Regions from separate parts of the Homo sapiens genome. Here region 1 is linked to region 2. Evidence: chromatin contacts called from ENCODE Hi-C or POLR2A ChIA-PET data. All regions are on one chromosome and are shown on one strand. The core of a region is the stretch at or near the end of the contact, and the rest is flanking DNA. Distances in the headings are between cores, read along the strand shown. Region 1 holds the start of LASP1 (LIM and SH3 protein 1). Region 2 holds the start of GGNBP2 (gametogenetin binding protein 2).

Evidence for each region. A loop is a pair of places that touch in the nucleus more often than their neighbours do. ChIA-PET counts read pairs that join two places held with the same protein, here RNA polymerase II (POLR2A). Pooled maps may share reads with other maps.
Region 1: a loop to region 2 is called in a pooled map, with 18 times the contacts of the local background. The contact joins the promoter of LASP1 here to the promoter of GGNBP2 in region 2. A Hi-C loop is called at or near these places in 1 of 37 single-sample maps with no recorded cell type and 6 of 50 pooled maps. POLR2A ChIA-PET finds 5 or more read pairs at or near these places in 2 of 52 experiments (GM12878 and activated CD4-positive, alpha-beta T cell).

Annotation. Positions count from the first base shown.
Region 1 is chr17:38,867,970-38,871,939 of GRCh38, forward strand. LASP1 (LIM and SH3 protein 1) reads left to right here and starts at 2,089. Exons shown (of 7, transcript NM_006148.4): 1 at 2,089-2,289. The coding sequence starts at 2,221. It overlaps TRC-GCA4-1 (tRNA-Cys (anticodon GCA) 4-1), which reads right to left and starts at 1,394; the gene lies at 1,323-1,394. RefSeq lists a cis regulatory region at 1-81, enhancers at 1-342, 343-943, 519-698, 2,189-2,338, 3,351-3,952 and silencers at 299-398, 1,819-2,128, 2,649-2,748.
Region 2 is chr17:36,543,262-36,546,990 of GRCh38, forward strand. It overlaps GGNBP2 (gametogenetin binding protein 2), which reads left to right and starts at 1,658. Exons shown (of 14, transcript NM_024835.5): 1 at 1,658-1,836; 2 at 2,358-2,556. The coding sequence starts at 2,464. It also overlaps a transcript of MYO19 not described here.

The DNA.
Region 1 (3,970 bases), core at 839-3,338, 2.3 Mb after region 2:
TCTCCGATGCCCATTGGTTTAACGTTAATTATAATTTGTTTTGGGGTAAAAAATATGTCTTGGACGGGGCAGTAGTTCGTACTTGACTATGAAAACTAGGAGAAGTAATCCAAATTCAGAGGTTTTCATATACTCGCGAACTCGAACAGGACAGGGCACACAGATAGAAGGTAGACAGCGAGCAATTTTCCCCTCTTCCTTCTTGACTCAGCTCATAGGCAGGGCTTTGGCTTGATAAGCTATACATGGAAAGTTCAAGGCCTAAAGGAGAGGTAAAACTGGTTCCTCCTGGGTTTTGCACGGAACCGCAGCTCTGCTGATCTGTGATCTCTCTGTTCAGCCTAGAGATACAGCTCACAGTAATAGGAGCCAGGAGAAAAAAATGCGCGTTTCCCCGGGGTCCGAGGAATGACACAACCACATTCCGGGTTTAAAATATCGCAGCTGCCCTTTGACCCAGGCAGCACGCCTCTTCCTTTCTCCTTTATTTTTCCTTTTTTTGGGCAAAACCTAGTCGAGGGGGACGCCCTTGTCTCCCGTCACACTTACCATTTTCCTCCGGCCCAACAGTGACCCTGTCAGGCACGCAGCCAGCAGATACTTGTCCCCATCTTTAGGTTATGAAACTCCATGGCCTTTTATTCTTACTTCAGTGGTTCTTAAAATGTGGTCCCCACACCAGCAGCACCAGAGGCACCTGGAAACTTGGTAGAAATGCAAATTCTCGGGGCCCCCTTACAGAATCAGAAACTAGCAGTGTTTTAACAAGCCCTGCAGGTAATTCTGATGCACGTTCAAATTTGAGAAACACTGTGTTCGTTTATCTCAGTTTGCACTGGGTTATAACTTTACTTTTGTACATTAATAGTCAAGGATGAACACAGCACGTCCATGTCACCATTAATACAGAAAGTTGAAGTTGGAGAAGGGCTGTGTCTATGGGTTTCCCTCGCCTGACCCACCCTCCACCCCCAAAAGGAACGCCAAGTTGAGGCGTTCCCCTGTCTCCCTACCCCCATTGGAAACATCCTGTCCCTCAAACCCGGCACCTCGAACTGTCTGACCCATCTGAGGCTGGCGCCCGTGGCCGCAGAAATCCCTACACCTCTGGCGCGAGTAATGCGGTCGCGCAGCTTTTATACCCACCCCCTCCTCCCGCTGAGCACAAAGTAAAACCGAAAGATTTCTGCTAAGGTTGAAAAATGAGGAAGATACTTTTTCTTTTCTTTTTTTTTTTTTTTTTAGTCAGGACCCAATGTTAAAATGTGAGTCAAGAATGAAAAACAGATGGTTAACAAGGGGAAGGAAAAACCAAGCCATTGAGGGGGCACCCGGATTTGAACCAGGGACCTCTTGATCTGCAGTCAAATGCTCTACCACTGAGCTATACCCCCGCGCCTCTACAGCGCCTGGAGGCGGCTCCTTGGGTGCTAAGCATTGTTGCAGCTGCTACACTGTGAGTAGTGGTGTAACAGAAGGAGAAAGGAATGCTGGAGAAAAAGGGGTCAAGCTGAACGCAGACGGTGCCCGCATCCGGGGAACCCCGGGAAGGTGCACTGCAGGGGCTCGAGAGGGAAGCACTAGCCCGGGCCCGGCAGCGCGCAGGGTCCAAGAGGGAGGGACGGGTTCCGCCCCACAAATGTGGGAAAGGGTGTGGGCCGGAAGAGAGCTAAGAGGGGCAGGGTAGGGGGTCCCCGTTCGGTCCGCAGATTCATGCCGGGTAGAAAGTCCCCGAATGCGGTGAATCAGTTCCAGCGTTCAGGAGGATCCAACCCCACCCTCGACGGGCTTGAGGGGTTAGCCCGCCTCCCGCAGCCCGGGCGCCCCAGATGTGCAGCCTGCTCGCCTCTGCGCCGCCTCCGGCTGGGGAAGGGCCCTGGGCACCGGGCGCAGTCAGCCTGAGAGCGCTGAGGCGCCAGCACCGCGGGCCCCGCCGTCCCCCCAGGAACCCGCCCCCGCGCAGCCCCACGTCGCCCGGAGAGCGCGCCTCGCTGCGCGTGCCCTTGCCCGCGCCCGAGGCGCGTGCCCGCCCCAGTGCAGCCCCTCCTCCCCGCTGTGTTTATTAGGGGAAGGAGGGCGGAGGCGGAGGCCAGTTCCCCAGCTCCAGCCGCCGTCGCTGCTGCCTGTGTAGTTGCAGCCGCGGCCGCCTCCCGCCAGCTCGCCTCGGGGAACAGGACGCGCGTGAGCTCAGGCGTCCCCGCCCCAGCTTTTCTCGGAACCATGAACCCCAACTGCGCCCGGTGCGGCAAGATCGTGTATCCCACGGAGAAGGTGAACTGTCTGGATAAGGTGAGCCCGGGACCGGGAGACGCGTCTTTGCAATCCCCCGCAGTGCTCCGAATCCAGGGAGGAGAGAAGGGCCGGGTCTTTGCCGCCTTATCCCCGCGATCCCAGGAGAATGGAGGGAGGGCGAGCGGGCGGTGTCATGGGGTGTGGGGACACATCCCAGTCTGAAAACCAGGAGATCTGGGGCGAGGCGGGAAGTCCACGCGTAGCGGGCAGCCGCTGCTGGAGAGGGGTGGGCTCTGTGTCCCGGGGTTGGGAGGACGGGAGAGGAGCAGGGAAGTCAGGCGCCGGGGTGTGTTGGGGGAAGGTTAGGGGTGCAGTCCCGCCCCCTACGGCCTGGAGAGTGAGAAGAGACGGCCGCTCCCTCTCCGCTCTGCGCCGAGCGCCAAGTAGGCGGAAGCGCGGGGCGCTGGTGGAGGGGGCGGGGGGGCGGGGCAGAGGCTGGGGGGCCCTGCAAAACCGTCCGCTCCGGCGGGGGTGGCCTGGCTTCCTGGCCTGGCGGGGCGGGGGCTATCAGCCTGCGAGTGTGTGGCATCTGATGCGGGGGGTTTTGGGTAAGGACCCGGGCTCTGCCGCAAGAGCCCCGTTTTTGAACGACCTGCACCCCCTTGGATTCAGTCGTTAAAGGACTCGCAGACCTCCTCCACAGCTTCCCAACCCCCACCTCCAATTAAAAGCCAACTCCCGGTGCTGGGCCGTCCAGCCTGAGCCGGGTGGGGTTGGGTGGCAGAGTAGGGTGGGTGGAGGGTGCTTAGCTGAGATCTCCTGAAATTGTGCTCAGAGCCAGGAGACCGTGTGGAAGAACAAAGAGCTAACTTTTCAAAGCAGGTTTCTCCAATGGAGGGTGGGGTTGGCTGAGTTCTGGGGAAGCCGAGGAAAGGGGGAGGTATTGGGGGGAGGGGAGGGTGGCCTTGTGGAGATTCAGTGTCCCCTGGGGGCCCTGTCTCCCCAATGCTGGACTTGTTCATCTGGTTGCCATTAGACTTTTGGAGGGGGGTTGGAGAGTAGAACTGGGTGTTTCCCGTACAGTTTAGGGTAGGATCCTGTTCTCTTGTAAGCTCCGTAAGATCCTAAGGTAAAACCTGCCCCTCTGCATCCCCTCCCCAGTCTGGAGGGGAGGCCTCTGTGATTTTGTGCCCTTCCTCACCGCGTCTTTCATCCACCACCCAAAGCTGGCTCCAAGTCCAAGTATTCTGTCCTTTCCATCTGAACTGGGAGGGCTGGGAGGACTGGATGGAAGAGAGGTGCAAGGGTGGGAACACTAGATGAAAGAGGGGTATAGAGCCCTGGGGCCAAGTTCATTACTGACCTGGAGCCAGGTTTTGTTCAGGAGAGGATAGTTTATTGGACACCTTATCTCTCCCCTCCCCCTTGGTGTGTGAGCTTCCTCAGTGACCTTTGGCCTCTGAGTCAGCGTGAGGAGGTGGGGTTGGAGGTTCTGAAAGATATTTGAACTTGCTCTTGGGGAGTGTGGGCATATGGGGCCGCTGCTGTGTCACTGTTCCTCCTGGTCCTGGGCTTGACTGGGCAGGAGGAGAGGAGGGGGTATATTGTGGGCACGAGGAAAGTTGTTGATCTCCCCATGACCATGCCAGCCGCTGTTGGGCAGGACTTGAGCTTAGAGCTATCAGATAATGAAGTCTCCCCTTGAGAATGTACCTGTCCTTGCACACTGGGGTTTCGC
Region 2 (3,729 bases), core at 408-2,907:
TCTCTTGCCTCAGCCTCCCGAGTAGCTGGGATAACAGGCGTGCGCCACCACGCTCGGCTAATTTTGTATTTTTAGTAGAGACTGGGTTTCACCATGTTGGTCAGGCCAGTCTCGAACTCCTGACCTCAAGTAATCCACCCACCTCGCCTCCTAAAGTGCTGGGATTACCGGCGTGAGCCATGACCCCGGCCCAGAAGACATAAATATTTGCCGGGTAATGACACCTTCGGGAATGAACAATGGTTCTTCGTTTATTATGTCACCGACCCTAACAATGACCACACAATGTACTAAGTCAACATGGCTAAGGGTGCACTATGGGTTATTTGTTGTGAATCTCTAAGACTCCATGTGATAACCAAAATACTTTATTTTGTTTTGAGATGGAGTTTCGCTCTTGTTGCCCAGGCTGCAGTGCAATGGCGCGATCTGGGCTCACTGCAACCTCCGCCTCCCGGGTTCAAGTGATTGTCCCGTCTCAGCCTCCCTAGTAGCTGGGATTACAGGTACATGCCACCACGCCCGGCTAATTTTTGTATTTTTAGTAGAGACGGGGGTTTCATCATATTGGTCAGGCTGGTCTCAAACTCCTGACCCTCAGGTGATCCACCCACCTCGGCCTCCCAAAGTGCTGGGATTACAGGCGTGAGCCACCATGCCCGACCCAAAATACTTTTTTTAAAGGTATCACAGCTCCAGGAAATAGAGCAGTAAATTGATCTGTCCTTCAGATCACCAGGACTTTCATAGGCTAAATATCTTCACAACAGACCTCCAAAACCTTCAAGGTCAGAACTGAACACACGGTGGCGAGAGGAACTGTCTTCACAGCAGCTCTGCTTCCTCGGAGACGGCCAGAGGGAAAGGCCGTTGGCCAGTGCCAGTACTTCGCCCAAGGGAGTACCTGCTCACATTAACCCAGCCCAAGAAGTTCCTTTGGCCAAGACGCACACACACACACCACTGTCCGGTTTTCTATTTCCTTCCAGTGTAACGACAACCACAAGCTATCAGCACTTCACTATTTGCTGTCCCCTCAGCGGGATCGGGATGCAGCTACGCAGCGGGCCCCTGGCGAGCCGCGGTGTCAGGGCCCTTTTCTCCTCTTCCCACCGTGGGAAGCGAATTCAGTGGCGTCAAGGGCCAAGAGCCAGACCTGAGTTTGTCTCTCACCCCCCGATGCTCGTCTCCCTTTTCTCACTGCCTTCCGCCCCCTCTGATCTCGACTTCTCGCAACCTATCCAGGTCCTCTCTGGGCCTCTGCCCTGAGTCAGCCCCGAATCAGACGGGCTTGACTCGCTGAAAGAATTCCCCTTTGAGAGGAGGCAGATTCCCCTCTACATAGACGACACCCTGACGTCGAGGGGCTTGCCCCTCGTCCGTGGGGAAGCCTTCCCGGCCCGCGGCTGGGGCCTGAGGTTGGGCCGATCACCCCTCCTACCAGTCCTAGTTCGGGTCTAGCGGAATGGCTGGGCTCCGAGAAGGGCGCCGGGCCCACGGGCGGGACGGCCAGGGCGGCCCCGCACCCTCTGGGCGCAAATTTCTCCAGCGGGGTCCCCAGCGCGGCCAGCCCCAGTCTCGCGAGAGGACGTGGGTCCCGCCCGGCGCCCGACCCCGCCCGGCCCCACCTTCCCCTCGTCCCCCGCCCTCCTTCTTCCACTCCCCGCGGCGCGAGCGGCTGACTGCCCGTAGAGGAAACGACATTCGGAGCTGCGCTCCCGCCCACGCCGGCCCTGACGCGGGCCTCGTCAGCCAGTAACAGGGAGCAGAGGTGGGAGTTAGCGAGGCGACCACGAAAACGGTGAAGGTCGGAACCGACAGCCTCCTCCGAGAAGGGTGAGGAAAGGGTCTGAGCCTCCCCGTTCCCTGGACTCCGCAGAGCCGCTGCGGGGTCGATCCCTCCCAGGGGCGGGGTCGCGCTGGGCAACTGCAGTCCTGGGGCCGACTGGGCGGGGTGCGCCCAGAAGCGGGGAGAAGGGGTCAGTTGGGGGCAGAGGGCACCCGGGCGGCGGGCGGCGGGGAACAGGCTGCGGGGCCCAGGCCAGGGGTGGGGTCCTGGGGCCGGGACTCCTGCAGCGGGCGGGGAAGCCCCCGGCAGGCCGGTCCCTTCCGCCTCTCCTTTGGACCCTGACTGGAGGCCGGCGGGCGGGCGGGCGGGCGGGAGAGAGGGAGGGAGCGCGGCGCGAGGGGGGCGGGTCCCGGCGGCGCTGGGCGCTGATTGGCTGAGCGTGTGTGGAATCGGGTGATGGGAAACGCAGCCCGGCTCTCCCGTACCCTCCCGCTCCGCTCCCTGCCCCCCGTGGCGAATGTGCTGCGCAGCGGCGGGTGCTTACGCTCGCGGGGTTTGGCTGTTGCAGGCAGGAGCTGGGAGGAGGCGGCAGCGGCGGCGGCAGAAACAGCAGCGGCGGCGGCGGCGGCAGCTGGGAGGAGGTGGTGACGGTGGCAACGGCAGCGTCGGGGACGATGGCGCGACTCGTGGCAGTGTGCAGGGACGGGGAGGAGGAGTTCCCCTTCGAGAGGAGGCAGATTCCCCTCTACATAGACGACACCCTGACGGTGAGCGGGCCGGGCCGGGCTGGGCCCGCCGCTCCCCTGGCAGCTGTTTCCCCTCCTCCCCCTCCCCCAGGCCGAGCGCTGCGCACTGGAGAAAGAGTGTGTTGCAACTCCTAGGCGAGGCCTTCTCTTCAGCAGGCCCCACAAACTCGCCTTTGCAGTGGGTGGCTCGGTAACCTCTGTCGGCCCCAAGCCCAGAGCTCCGTACGCACTCCCTCTCTCCAGATTTTCCTTCTTTTGGAACCTTATTCCTTGACCCTTTCCCTTTAGGAGACGCTGCTTTTGTCAAAGCACACATCTCAGAGAGGGGTTGAAGGATCTTGGGCGTTTAGGGCCTACCCCATACAGAAACCACCTACCCTCGGGGAGGCTTAATTACCTGGTAATGTCGCAGCTGCACTGCTACCTGTGTATTTTCTGTTTTAATACTGGTAGCTCTCACCACATAAGCTTAATTACTGGGGGCAGAGTGACATGCTCGTGCACAGTCAAGATTCCACTAAAATGGTTTGATTTCGTTGTAAATAGTCTCGTATTGCCTAATGCATTAAAACTCTTGAAATGATTGTATTGCTAGGCCCTTTCTTCAAAACGGGCTTTCTTCGCATTATTTAGTTTACAGGTGGACTTTTTTTTTTTTAAAGGAAGCCAAATTATTGAATGTGTAAGAGTACTATAAAAAGCTGATTGCTCATCTTGAGTGTCAAGACCCAGTTCCGGGTACTTTATTCTTTAGATTTGGTAGTGTAGCATTATCGACCCTCTGCCCTATGTTGCTGTACTGTTTCCTTTAAAAGGAAATGGCTGAAATTTGAATTGAATCTGAACAGGAAATGAGTGCAGTTGCTTGCCACTTAAGAAATGAAATTAACCTTTTCCGAATATCTTTTGAAATCTGCGTTTTGATGATGCTGAAGCTTTGGATTATACATTTGCTTATTTCGATAAGGTGCACCTAAGTCTCTTCATCTCATCAGTATTCTTTTGCTATCAAAGGCAGTTGATCAGTTTTGTTCCTCAATATTTTTTTTTGCAAATATCTACCGAAGTTTTTTCAAATTTTATGTAAAATGCAAGTCATTGTAGAGATGCCAGTCTATGCCTTTATGCTTGCCAGTCTCAATTAAGACTTGATTGAGCTGCAGTACTTTAAAAAGGATTAGAAGAGCTATTGAA